Linked DNA regions of Homo sapiens: region 1 is linked to region 2. The links are chromatin loops, found by intact Hi-C in ENCODE. Cell type or tissue: B cell. All regions are shown on one strand. Region 1 has its middle 5.7 kb from the start of LINC02909. Region 2 overlaps DNAI7 (dynein axonemal intermediate chain 7).

Evidence for each region. A loop is a pair of places that touch in the nucleus more often than their neighbours do. Peaks named below come from ENCODE experiments on the same cell type or tissue, not always from the same donor. Only the 100,000 strongest peaks of a DNase experiment are listed, where the experiment ranks them.
Region 1: a loop joins it to region 2, with 16 times the contacts of the local background. A loop is called at or near these places in 18 of 110 quality-filtered maps.

Annotation. Positions count from the first base shown.
Region 1 is chr12:24,990,466-24,992,965 of GRCh38, reverse strand. No RefSeq gene overlaps it. Among named protein-coding and RNA genes, the nearest start is that of LINC02909, 5.7 kb to the left of the region's middle. In B cell, CTCF peaks have their summits at 1,055 and 1,255 (motif pointing left); a DNase peak (open chromatin) is centred at 1,285.
Region 2 is chr12:25,154,289-25,156,788 of GRCh38, reverse strand. It overlaps DNAI7 (dynein axonemal intermediate chain 7), which reads left to right. Exons shown (of 16, transcript NM_018272.5): 5 at 1,377-1,478; 6 at 2,333-2,470. Among named protein-coding and RNA genes, the nearest start is that of DNAI7, 40 kb to the left of the region's middle. In B cell, CTCF peaks have their summits at 1,348 and 1,549 (motif pointing right); a DNase peak (open chromatin) is centred at 1,508; H3K4me3 peaks cover 747 bases; H3K27ac peaks cover 2,078 bases.

The DNA of each region.
Region 1 (2,500 bases), 160 kb after region 2:
AGGTGAAATATAGCATCTCATTATTTTAATATGCATTTCTCAAGAGGCATGGTGACTCACACCTGTAATCCCAGCATTTAGGGAGGCAGAGGCAGGAGGATAGCTTGAGTTCAAGACCTGCCTGGGTGATATAGTGAGACCCCCCCCCCATTCTCCACAAAAAGGAAAAAAAAAAAGACCAAAAAACAGTGTAATTTGTGATTTCTTTCCTTATGAATATGGTTTCATGTGTTTAAAGCCATTTGTATTTCCATTTCTATGTTTTATTTGTATGCTTTGGTCATTTTTGAATGGGGCTTGATTTTATCAATACACAAAAGCTCTTTACATATTACAAGATTTAGTTCTTTGTAGGATGTGTTACAAATACATTTTCACCAGGTGTTATTTGTGTTTTTTGTTTATGGTGTTTTTGCCACACAGATTTTTAAAAATGTGCAGTCAAATTTCAATCTTCTTTCTTATACCTTCTGAGTTCGTGTTAGCCTTAGAAAGCTTTCGTGACTCAAAAATCATAAAGACATTCTCCTCTGTTTTTCTCTAGTGTCTTTGATTTAATATATTTGGAATTTATCTTTGTATAGAGAGATGAAACTATACCTTCATTATTTTTCAGATGGCTACCCAATTTTCCCTAAGAAATTACCCTACAAATATACTTGCACATATTTACAAAGATAAATGTAAAAATACACTAATTTACTAATGTTTGGAAAGGCAAAATATTTAAAATAACCTTACCATCTATCAACAGAGGACTGGTTACATAAATTTCTGTTTATTTACACACTGGAATAAAATATAGCTGTTTAAAAGAAAGATGTTCTATAAGTACTGATATGGAATCCCAAAATTATGGGCTTGTTTATAAATCAACCCTAAGCTGAAGAATAGCACTTATAGCATTTCTGATTTAAAATACAAAACAAAACAAAAAACACATACAATACAAACACAAAACATAACAGACATACACATAAATACAGAAGAAACTGGAGACAATGATAACCTTGGAAGAGAAAATTGAGGAACTAGAGGACTGGGATAGAAGAAAGAGTTAATTATTTCTGTACATTTTTGTACCATATTCATGTACAGTATCATCTATTTAAATTCACAAATAAAGGCAAGAAAAATATAGATTTTTAAAACTGAAGGTATTATGTTTATGTTTGGGTGGCTGATTCATTATCACATAATACAGATTTGTAAGATAATGTCATTTACAGTATTGAAGCCTGCCTGTTAGTTCAGCGAAACACGCTTTATACGTGTGAAAATATGGATAAGTAGCACCCTCTGCTGGTAAGTAGTTGGAAGTCATTAATAAACCTACCTATGATTTATCTTATTCTCAATGTTGTGATTACTGGTTCGTGAGCTCAAATTGTGTATCATAAGAAAGATTTTTTTTTTTTTAAAAGAAGTCCGGGCACAGTGGCTCATGGCTGTAATCCCAGCACTTTTGGAAAGCTGAGGCAGGTGGATCGCTTGAGCTCAGGAGTTCGAGACCAGTCTGTGCAACATGGCGAAACCCCCACCTCTACTTAGAAATATAAAAATTAGCCAGGCATGGTGGGTGCATGCCTGTAGTCTCAGCTACTCAGGAGGCTGAGGTGGGAGGATTGCTTGAGCCAGAGGAGGTCAAGGCTGCAGTCAGCTGTGATTGTGTCACTGCACTTGAGCCTGGGTAACAGAGCGAGACCCTGTCTCAAAAAAAAAAAAAAAAAAAAAAAAGAATGATAATATTTGGTAGCATAATATTTAAAATATCACTGTGGGGACTTTTTTAAGTTACAAAAATCACACATTTTGGTAGCAGTCCTCAATTCTAGTGCCTTAACTCTTGTCTGGGTGCAGAACTCTATTTTGATGATGTAGGAACATTGAGGATAAAATAACTTTTTAACAATAGTTGCAACTGACAATTGTCACCAATGTGTATAAAAGTAAGCATTATTGTATATGTTTGCCTTGTCTGTCTGCCTATTTTCATCATGCCCATCACCATTATAATTCATTCATTCAACAAATACTGAGTACTTGGTAGGATCAGGCATGTTGTAGTGCTAAGGATAAACAGTGAACAAAACAGACAAACTTCCTGCTCTCATACAGCTTACTTTTCACAGGGGGAGACAGAAAATTAACATAATAGGCCAAAAAATATAGCATGTTATGGGCTGATAAATGCCAAAGGAAAATATAAAAATACAAAGAATGAGTTTGGTGGGAGGTTTGCAGTTGTAGACAGGGTAGCCCAGGAAGGGCTCTCCAGGAGGCATATTTGAGTAAAGACCTGAGGAAGTGAAGGAACTGGGGAGAGGACACTTGAGGAAATGTATTCAGGCAGAAGGAAGGGCAGATGCAAAGGACCTGAGGTGCAAGTGTGCCTGACATGGCCAAGAAACAGCAAGGAGGTCAGCGGGGCTGGAGTGACCTGAATACAGGGGAGAGTGGCAGGAAATGAGGGCGGAGCACTAATGCCAGGGGAAAATTA
Region 2 (2,500 bases):
ATTAGTATAATCACCAACCAAATCAGAAGATTTTTTCATTTTTTTTTTGAGACAGAGTCTTGTTCTGTCACCCAGGCTAGAGTGCAATGGCATAATCTCGGCTCACTGCAACCTCCACGTCCCAGGTTCAGGCGATTCTCCTGCCTTAGCCTCCCGAGTAGCAGAGATTACAGGCACCCGCCACCGCGCCCGGCTAATTTTCGTATTTTTAATAGAGATGGGGCCAGGCTGATCTCGAACTCTCCTGACCTTGTGATCCATGCACCTCTGTCTCCCAAAGTGCTGAGATTACAGATGTGAGCCACCACGCCAGGCCCAAATCAGAAGTTTTTAAAGATCGGAATACTTTCAAGCTTACAGTGATAGATACAAGTTTTCTAAAATTTGAATTTTTGCCTGACAGCTTGAATTTTGTCATTGGCAACAGATATTTTGAGTTGTATCCTTGAAGTGACACACTCCATTCATTCATTTTTGAGAGAATGTCTACCAAATTAGTCAAATAATTGCACAAGTGATATTTCTCAAGACAGTATTGTCATTCGATATGCAGCAGAAGAGCTTTATGCTGACTTCCCATTTTATCCAACAGGCTATTAAAAAGACATGTACTTAGGGTTCAGATTTAATACAATTAATAATTTTCACCTCTTCATCAGGGCATTCTTTTTTTTTTTTGTAACGTGATTTAGAGTCTTGCCCTGTCATCCAGGCTGGAGTGCGGTTGCGCGATCTTGGGTTAGTGGAACCTCTGCCTCCAGGGTCAAGCAGTTCTCCCCCTTCAGCCTCCTGAGTAGCTGGGATTACAGGCACACGCCACCATACCCGGCTAATTTTTGTATTTTTGGTCGAGATGGTGTTTCACCATGTTGGCTGGTCTCGAACTCCTGACCTCAAGTGATCCGCCTGCCTCAGCCTCCCAAAGTGCTGGGATTACAGGCGTGAGCCACTGCACCCATCCATCCGGGCATTCTTTTGTGAAGCTGGCTCCTTCCCTTCACCTCTCCCCCTAGAAGTAGTACAGTTTGGGGTCACTGTCTGATCTGTGCTAAGACATCAGCACTTTCACACCATCTTGCACAATCAGTGCAAATAGATACACGATGAAAAAGTCAAATAATGTTAGTATTATTATGGAAATAGATTTGACCTCACAGATCCCAGGTTTTAGGTACCCATCAAGAGTCTGTAGATCACACTTTGTAAGCCACTGTTTCAGATGAAACCTTTTGGAGATATCAGTTATATTCAAACTAATTTTAATATTCATTTTGAAACTGCAGTTATATATTTAGCCACGTCAGTTTTAGATGCTACTTGTGAAACATAAAGTTAAAATTAAAGAGCTGATCAATGTATCTGTCCTTGTGCAACAGGATCTAGAAAGGAGAAATGAAGAACTTGAAGAACTTTATTTATTAGAGAGGTGTTTTCCTGAAGCAGAGAAATTGAAACAGGAAACTAAATTGCTTTCTCAGGTAGGACTGATTTCTCTTTTTTAGCTAATACCTTTGTCACCACAAGAGGGAGGTGTAGTCCAATTTTGATGCCAAGAAAAGAAACTAAATTTTTCTGTTTTAAAAAACCCTCTCATCTGACAAATTGATTGCTTATGGCAAAGTAAACTAACATAACTTTGTAGAAAGCTATTTGTCAGTAATAATGTCCTTGAAATGTTTATATTCTTTGACTCTGACTCAATTGCTGGGAATGTATACTTAGGGAAATTATGCTAAATTAAAACGTAAAAGCTTTGTGCTTAAGGCAATCTAGTCTTGCTCAAAACTGCATAACTTTGGAAATAATATAGGTGAATATCAGGAGAAAAATGAAAAACTATTATAATATGGCTAAAGATTGTGGTATAATCAAGTGAAAAATTCTAAGTACAGTACAATATGATTACAAATGTGAAATTTGCATAAACTACAAAATGAATGGAAGGCCTTCTACTAAAATGCCAGTGGCAACTAGACATTAGTAATAACTTGGGAAGTAGAAATTAGCCTAAGTGTTGGCCTTTGCAAATAAGCAGCTCTATGATTAGAGAGGAAAACTAAGCAAAACAAAACTACTTATAAATAATGCTTTAAAAATAAAAATGTGAAAGTATTTTAGTGCTTCTATGTATCTGAATATTAAGGATTAGAAGTTACTTGGATAAAGAAGAACTTGGTTATTTTAGAGCTCTCTCAAGTTACTGGTTAAAGCCATCATGTTTTTATCTAAGTTGGTTAAACTAGGTTATAAAAATTCACCTTCAAAAAAGAAGTCATTTAATCTTTGGTTGAATCTTCATCAATGTGAACCTTTAAACATTTTTATTCCACAGTGGAAGCACTACATTCAATGTGATGGGAGTCCTGATCCTTCAGTAGCCCAAGAAATGAACACGTTTATTAGTTTGTGGAAAGAGAAAACAAATGAGACTTTTGAGGAAGTGATTGAGAAGAGTAAAGTAGTGCTAAATGTAGGTATTTATGCATTTTCCTATAAACTG